Regions from separate parts of the Homo sapiens genome. Here all the other regions are linked to region 2. A link is a contact called in ENCODE Hi-C data. All regions are on one chromosome and are shown on one strand. Each heading gives the region's core, a stretch centred on a gene start or an enhancer-like site at or near the end of the contact. The rest is flanking DNA. Distances are from core to core; before and after follow the strand shown. Region 1 has its middle 12 kb from the start of ADH7. Region 2 holds the start of TSPAN5 (tetraspanin 5). Region 3 holds the start of ADH1B (alcohol dehydrogenase 1B (class I), beta polypeptide).

Region 1 (2,700 bases), core at 10-2,509, 790 kb before region 2:
GAACAGAAAACCAACTACAGCATGTTCTCATTTATAAGTGGGAGGTAAATGATGAGTATGAACACAAAGAAGGAAACAACAGACACTGGGCTCTTCTTGAGGGTGAAGGTTGAGAGGAGGGAGAAGAGCAGCAAAGATAACTATTGAGTACTGGCTTAATTCCCAGGTGATGAAATAATCTGTACAACAAACCTCCATGAAATGAGTTTACCTATGTAACAAACCTTCACATGTACCCCTGAACCTAAAATAAAAGTTAAAAATAATGAGCAGAATTGTATAATTGTTTTGAGATAATTATCTTTCACTACAAAGATTAATAACAAAGGAACAAAGGTGGTGCCAGTCTGAGTTTGGACAGGCAGTTAGTTGCTGGGCAGATATCCTCACAGAAGTATTTTTTGTGTAAGGTTGTGATGACCTTTGTGCATTGTTGTGGCTTCTGTAGAGTCTTTTGTGGAAGTTTTTATTATCTGGCATATAAGTGTGAGAAGCCTCTCTTCATAGCCCTCCCCAGCTCTATTTGTCAGGGTTTTTTGTATTTGTTTGTTTGTTTGTTTGTTTTAAACATACATGACTCCATTTTGATTCCGACCACTTTCATATTTCTCTTTTTGATTACGATTGTTCTCGGAAGGTATCACAGATCAATCATCCTGTAGTTAGGTTTTGATTGTCCTTCAGTACCCAAATGAACCTGCACTGAGTTGCTGGTCTGTCCCACACTGGAGAGAGTGATTGGCAGCTAAGAGTCAATGTCAAACTCTGTTTAGCAACATTTCAGCAATAAGGGAAGTTTGAATGGACAGCTCTCCAGTCACTCCTCAGGTGGCTCTTCTCTTTTAAAGACAGAATTATTTGGGGATGAAAGACTATTGAAAAAAAAGATTGTTGAGAATCTATTATATTCTAAGCCTATTGGAACAGAAACTGTCTCAGAATCATTTTAGTATCTGACCCCACCACCAATATCCCGGCACCTAGGCCCACAGTAGAAACTAATAAAAAATCTCATTGAATGAATAAAAGATTTATTGCCTGATTAAGTAAATGAATGGTCACTCACACTTGTGACATTTGTAACTTTTAGGGGATCCTGTGAACTGAGTTTCCCAGGCTCCAATTTGATTCAGTTCTTTTCTTTCTCATAGCCCAGCCAAGCCTTCTTGATCCCATTGTGATCCTTCACACTGGAGGACTAGTCAAGCAGTTAATCACAGCCGGTGGTTTCTTCAGCTGCAAAGGGAAATGTCACTTTCACTGTGACTCAGCTCTTTTCCACTGCTTTCTCGAATTGCTGTTTGTTGAATAAATCTGGTCGAGTTTGACAATAAAGGTCTCCCAGGAAGTGTTAAAATAAATGAGGTCTTGGTAAGGTGTCTCCTAGACATTTAAAACAAACAAAACAAAAAAAAAACACACTTCATAAAAACAATTGTTTGGTTAATGGGCTATCCTTTGATTAAAATTGTAAGCATTTGATTTAAAACTGGCTGGTAGAACTTTCATTTACTAAGTAGTTTACATTTAGGTATCAGTGTTGTCTTTGAAGTATAAGAAGGTGGTCATCTTTTTGCTATATGCTTAAAAGGATTTATCAGTTAGTGTTGACTGGAGTGCCCAGACTCTGAATCTACATGGAGAGTCACCCTTGCAGTACTTGAGCAGCCCCATGTCTAAAAATTTTGTTCCTTTCAATATGATTATGTTTCCCTGCCTCTTCATGTCTGGCCCCCCACTTGGGATGTTACAGAACTACCCTCAGTTGCCCAATGAGCCACTGATGTAACAGAATGTGTACCTGCCCTTACAGTGTCTTCCAGGACCCACTTTCTGATGTCCTGTGTTTTTCTGGATACATTTGGTACTCCTATACACACGCTTTCTTCACTTCTCCTTGTTGACCCTGCCTGGAGAGGAGAGATCCTATAATATTCCTTTTGGTTAGAGACCGCTTTTGTGTTCATTTCATAGAGCTGCCATAACAAGGTACACAAACTTGGTAGCTTAAAACAACAGAAATTTGTTCTCTCATAGTTTCTGAACACCAGAAGTCCAAAATCAAAGTATCATCAGGATTGGATACTCCTAGAGTCTCTGAAGCAGAATCTGTTCCATGCCTTTCCCCTAGCTTCTGGTAGTTCCCAGCAATCTTTGGCATCCTTTGGCTTGTGGATGTATCACTCCAATCTCTGCCTCTGTGGTCACATGCTGTTCTCCTCTGTGTGTCTCTTTGCATCTTCACCTAGCCTTCATATAAGGACACTAATCTTTGAATTTAGAGCTCACTCTAATTCAATATGACCTCATCTTAACTACTTACATTACATCTGCAAGGACCCTATTCTCAAATAAGGCCACATTCTGAGGTTCTGGCATACGTGAATTTTGGAGGAACACTATTCAATCCAATACACCTCCTTTCTTCCCAGCTGGGTCTTACAGGAGCACAAGGTATCATTCAAGCTTTCTTGAGATTTTGCCCACACCCTATGCCTACATATATATGTGCAAGCTCATTTATCTAAAGAGAAAAGAACTAGAAAGCTAGGCTTTCATCATTTGAATGCACATTTAAGAGTGGCAGCTCGGAGAAAATAATGTGCATATAAATTATTCAAAGCTTGTCTCGTGGTATCCCAATAAGGGTAGTTACCTTGCAGTGGGCAGGCTTATCACTGATCTTCAGTAATGATAATA
Region 2 (2,700 bases), core at 57-2,556:
GAAAAGTGAGAGGTTGTTACGTAGGAAACCTTATAACTAGAGGCTCTCAAACTCAAGTATTTAAGTATCATCTTTTAGATTTCTGTGTCCAGGATCGGGTTGCACTGGGTGGTGCTGGAAAAATTTTTTGATCTCACCTCCTTCTAGCCTTTTGAATCCTTAAAAATATTCCCATAGACATTTATACACAGTCCTGGGCGGTTCTTCCTTCTCCTTCCGTGAAATACTGGTACCTGCTTTGCCAACACCTATGAAAGTGCTCCAGGAGGAGGGCGGATAAGCAACTAATGAGCACACCTGCTCAGGTAGGGTTCTAAAACAATTTCCAGCCACCTGTTCTATTCTTCCCCAGAGTTCAAAAGCTTAATGGTTCGTGATCCAAAAACCCAATTCAGATTCCCCAGAAGACCTCCCTGGAATCCGTTGTGGATTCCTTCCTAGAGTTAGGAGGCAAGCAGGTTTCTTAGGCACTATTCTGTCGGGGTAGGGGGGAGCGTGCGCTGTCCGGGTTTGTGTGGTTGCAATAGACCCTAGGGCGAGGATCGCATCCCGGGCCAGGACTCCCTTGAGCCATCTCTTTTTCCTCGTCCCCATTTCTAGGATAAAACCCATTTCTCCGGTAGGTGGGGAGGTTGGGTTAGAGTCACACAGGGATTCAGGAAGCTTTCCTTTTCAACGTCCCATCCCTTCATCCTTTCCTCCCACTTCCCGTGGCTCTTTTCTCCACCTTCCCCAACTACCCCCTTTTCCATTCAGCGAAGTCCACGACGACTTTCCTTCCCTGTCCAGTGGCATCGCATCTTCTCTAGCCACATAAGCCTGTTGTGGAGGAGGGGGCGCCAGTGTGGCTACCCTGGAAGGGGTGTCGGGGGTGGCTCGCAGGTCCTCACTCACCCAGCCCTCTCCCCGAGGAGCGACCCTCTCGCCCGCGTCCCTCCAGAGCTGCGCCGCTCATCAATCCCGGTCACTCTGCCAGCCTGCTCCCCGGGCGCCCTTCCTTCTCCCTCTCGCCTGCGGTCCTCCACCCTCCCACCCCCTACCTACCCCGCAGCGACGTTCGGGGTCAGCGGCGCTTGGGGTTGGCCCGAGAAGGGGCGGGGATAAAGCGAGCGGTGGAAGGAGGCGGCTACGTGGTGCCACCGCCGCCCGGGAGCGCCCGACCCCGTGCGCGCGCGCGCCTAGCCAAGGCTTGGGCGGCGGGCGGAGCTGCGGGCGGCGCGGGCGGAGGAGCAGCCGGCCGGGCGGGCGGAGCGAGAGGCGGGCGGAGCGAGGGGTGGGAGGGCGCGCGCGAACGGGCGGGCGAGCAAGCGAGCGGCGTCTCCACCAGCATCTGCCGCGGCCGCCTTTGCCCGAAGCCCGGGGACGAACCGACGGACCGACCGCCTGGCGCACGGACGCGGGCGCTCGCTTTGTGTTCGGGGCTAGCGTCGGCGAGGCTTGAGCTTGCAGCGCGCGGCTTCCCTGCTTTCTCGCGGCCACCCCGGCTCCGGCGGCCTCGGCGCGCGAGGGGCTGGAGGTGCGGGAGCCGCTCTCCGCCGGTCGGTCCCCGCGCGGCTGAGCCCAGGCCGCCAGCGCCGCGGCCCCGTGCGGTGTCCCTGAGCTCCTGCTCCCCGCCGGGCTGCTCCGAGCAACGGTGCTTCGGAGCTCCAAACTCGGGCTGCCGGGGCAAGTGTCTTCATGAACCCAGAGGATGTCCGGGAAGCACTACAAGGGTCCTGAAGTCAGTTGTTGCATCAAATACTTCATATTTGGCTTCAATGTCATATTTTGGGTAAGTTGGAGCGCTCCTGGGATTCCAACTATTGTGGCCGATCGATTCGCGACGATTTCCCCCACGTTGTTCGTTGCCTTTACTTTTCGCAGCCCCGCAGGCGCTTGCCGGAGCAGCATAGAGGCATTCGCCTTCCGCCTTTCCAGCTTGCGCGTTGGAGAGATAAACATTTAATCCTTTCGAGGAATGGGAAGAGGTGAAAAGAGAAATCGAGGCGGAAAGGGGGCACCGAGGCCTTCTGGTGGCTTTTTGAGGAACGAATAGCAGGGATGCAGATAAAAGAAAGGGTTCGGCAGTTTGAGAAATGAGCAACCACACGAATTGGATTTGCTCTCGGTGGGATATAGATGTTGGGCAGAGCGTGGTGTCATAATAGGGAAGGCTAATCGGGCACGGCCGACCCTGAGGTCCACCTTCTAACAACGATCTGATTGGACGAGGGCTTGGCTCCGTGTTGCCGCGGCTGGTCTGTGCCATGCTCAGCGTGTATCTTCTTGCACCATCTCGGGCTTTGTGTAGGATGCAGATGCCGTGGTATATGGTCCTGTAATTGCACGTAAATAACGTTTCCTGCACGCTCTCCTCTTCAGCTGGAAAGCGCTCCCTGTGCGTAATGGACTGGTCAGTGGGGGTGCGGGGTAGAGGGATTTATTTGTATGTATATATCATCGTCAGGATAATAAGTCACCGTCAACATATATTTCAGTGTGTTCCTGCCCCACGTCCTCATTTTTAAAGGAGTGACACAGAGCGGGCCGTTTGGGGGAACCTTTGTAGAAATGCAAAGGAGAAGGTGTGCGAGGCATGTTTTATTGGGGAACCGAGAGAGCAAATGCTTTAACACAAGATTCAAATGATGCTCTGCTTGGGACTGCAATGTGTTGGGAACCTATTGTAATTAGGCTGGGACGCCTACTCTTTTTGTTTGT
Region 3 (2,700 bases), core at 29-2,528, 660 kb before region 2:
AAATGTTCCCTTGGCAATTTTAGAGAAATATGTCCTCTATGCTAACATGTTCATATTGACAGACTATATCTAATTAAATAGTTGCCTGTATAGTTTTATGACGCCTCCAAGTGTGGATAAAAGAAAAATCAAACTCCTATGCTTGGAAAGCCATGAGGATACTAGCTACATTGATCAAAGGGTAATGGAAATGATCCAGTGAGGATTTTGCTCCATTTCTCACAATTATTTAAAATCTGCCACAAATGCCTGTTCCTCTACAATGCCTCCCCTGAGTCCTTCATTCTGAATAGCAACTCTGTCTCTGTTCCCAAAGCATTAACTGACCCCTGTGATAGGGCACTTCCCAGCCAGGCTGATATGTAGACTTGGTTTCCTGCGTGTCTTTTCACTATAAACTGTGAGCTTTCTTTCATGAATAATAATTGTAGCTAACATTTAGGAGGGTGCTCCTATCTGCAAAACTCCATGATGAGTGCTTTACAAGGATTATTTCATTTATTCACAAACAGTCCTTTAAAATGACGCCATTATTCATCTTCATCTCACAGATAAGGAAATTAAGGCAAAAAAAATTCAGTGAAATAATAAGTCCAAGTACACAGAACAAGTAAGGAACTGGGTTGGCCTGGTCCCACAAGCCATGCCATCACCGCTGCCCCATACTGCCTCTTGGCACAGGCAGAGGTCATGTCTTATTCATCACTGCTACTCCACTGGACCCAGCTTAGTGCCTGACACAGGGAGGTGTTCAGTCCATACATACTAGTTTTGAGTGGAGCAGAATTGCCAGGCACAGTGATCCCCTTTGCTGTGACTAATTGGGTGTCTGATTCTCTGCTGTAAAGACAAAGAGGCTGCTCTCTCTATCCTACTTCGTTTTTCCTGTTTTCTTACTCTTCTTCCTTCCTCGCCACCCCATGTGCATTCAAAGTTGCAGCTTAGTGCAGACAAAGGGAATACAAGGCAGAACGACCTATGTGGGATTGAAAGAAGAGAAACAAGGAATTCCAGAGGCCGGGGGGGGGTGGGAAGTGAGGAAAAGAGAAAGTGATTACAATTTATCACTTTAACTTAATATTTAAACTAATGAAAACAAAATCTTATCTAGAATTTGGAAGTCAATATTTTGATTGCTGGTTCAGTACCCTTTTATCTGTTTTGACAGTCTGGGAATAATCCAGTGGGTGTGGCTTAAAGACATAGATCACGTGTGGAATTGGAATTGGATGTTACACAAGCAAACAAAATAAATATCTGTGCAATATATCTGCTTTATGCACTCAAGCAGAGAAGAAATCCACAAAGACTCACAGTCTGCTGGTGGGCAGAGAAGACAGAAACGACATGAGCACAGCAGGAAAAGTAAGCAAAAAATATATTACTGTTGGTAATATATTCTCATCAATATAACAAAGAAAGGAATACAGTATTTGATGAATAATTTAAAATTCATATCTAAATTAGAAATGATATGCTGAAATATGATATGCAATATACACCTCAATATGTAATGTATACTGAACTGCAGTGGAAATAAGCTATTCTTAAGTACCTTTAACAGGAATGTATAGAACCTGTGTCTATTAGTCTTTATTTCCTACATTAAATAAATTTACAGTAAAATGATAGTTTATTCCAAGCTAATCATGACTGATTTGTAAATCTAAAGTTAGAAAAGTCTTTAATGGCAAGTTATCTTTATAATAAGAAACCATAATTCAAATGTGTTATTATTTTTATTCAAATTTTTTATGAACACAGGAAAGTTGTCTGACAGAAGTTTGATGAGAGGAATTTGACTCAGAAGACTGAAATATCCTTTAACCTTACTATAAAATATCTTACAAAATACTCATTGATTTCACAGCATTAGAATCATCAAGGTTAAGCAAGACATCAACATGCAAATTCTGATTAAAAGGGGTCCATTATGATACAATTCAGGGAATTTCCACAAAAATCCTATGGAACAGTATCTTCCCCATTTAAAAGTTAATATGGTTTTACAGAAAATCAATGATACAATTTGAATAATAATACAATTTGAATCACTTAGCACTAGGAATACAGATATTTGGTTTTTTCTTCTATAAATTTGTACTTATTTGCTCAATGTGTTTACAGGTGCATGTGGTCATTCAATATAATCAATTGATTTTTTTAATTGTTTAATTACATAAACCTGTGCAACTATGTCCAGTCCTTTTTTTGTGTTAGGAGTGTACCACACTGTAAAATATCTCACTATGATAATTCAATTTAAAGGTTCTGAGGCTTCTCTCTGCATTGTGTGACAAACAGGCTCATATCAATAAGACTGGTTGATGGAGCTAGAGGACGTTATTCTAAGTAAAGTAACTCATGAATGGAACACCAAATATCCAATGTTCTCACTTAAAAGTGGTAGCTAAACTATGAGGACACAAAGGATGAGAATGATATAATGGACTTTGGGGACTGAGGGAAAAGGGCAGTAGGAGGAATAAGACATAAAAGACTACATATTGGGTTCAGTCTACACTGCTTGTGTGAGGGGTGCACCAAAATATCAGAAATCACCACTAAAGAACTTATCCGTGTAACCAAAAACCATCTGCACCCCAAAAACTATTGAAATTAAAAATTAATCAATGAATAAATTTTAAGATAAAAATAATGCATGTAATTTACCCAGCACAGGTCACAATGTGCCTGTCA

The links. Hi-C counts contacts between places; a loop is a spot of excess contacts on that map. Pooled maps may share reads with other maps.
Region 1: a pooled map shows a loop between it and region 2 (2.4-fold over the local background). The contact joins the enhancer-like site here to the promoter of TSPAN5 in region 2. A Hi-C loop is called at or near these places in 2 of 37 single-sample maps with no recorded cell type and 3 of 50 pooled maps.
Region 3: a map of psoas muscle shows a loop between it and region 2 (4-fold over the local background). The contact joins the promoter of ADH1B here to the promoter of TSPAN5 in region 2. A Hi-C loop is called at or near these places in 1 of 168 maps with a recorded cell type or tissue (psoas muscle) and 2 of 50 pooled maps.

The regions. Positions count from the first base shown.
Region 1 is chr4:99,445,815-99,448,514 of GRCh38, reverse strand. No RefSeq gene overlaps it. Among named protein-coding and RNA genes, the nearest start is that of ADH7, 12 kb to the right of the region's middle. RefSeq lists an enhancer at 781-1,980. Within about 2 kb of position 1,259, at least 5 of the 41 ENCODE cell types and tissues checked have a DNase peak (open chromatin) inside an H3K27ac peak, as active enhancers do.
Region 2 is chr4:98,657,217-98,659,916 of GRCh38, reverse strand. TSPAN5 (tetraspanin 5) reads left to right here and starts at 1,306. Exons shown (of 8, transcript NM_005723.4): 1 at 1,306-1,771. The coding sequence starts at 1,691. It overlaps TSPAN5-DT (TSPAN5 divergent transcript), which reads right to left and starts at 1,015. Exons shown (of 3, transcript NR_148380.1): 1 at 895-1,015. It overlaps LOC112267901 (a long non-coding RNA gene), which reads right to left and starts at 1,194. Exons shown (of 3, transcript XR_939016.3): 1 at 1,045-1,194. RefSeq lists silencers at 1,149-1,328, 1,582-1,741.
Region 3 is chr4:99,319,979-99,322,678 of GRCh38, reverse strand. ADH1B (alcohol dehydrogenase 1B (class I), beta polypeptide) reads left to right here and starts at 1,278. Exons shown (of 9, transcript NM_000668.6): 1 at 1,278-1,365. The coding sequence starts at 1,348. RefSeq lists an enhancer at 1,006-1,112 and a promoter at 1,006-1,312.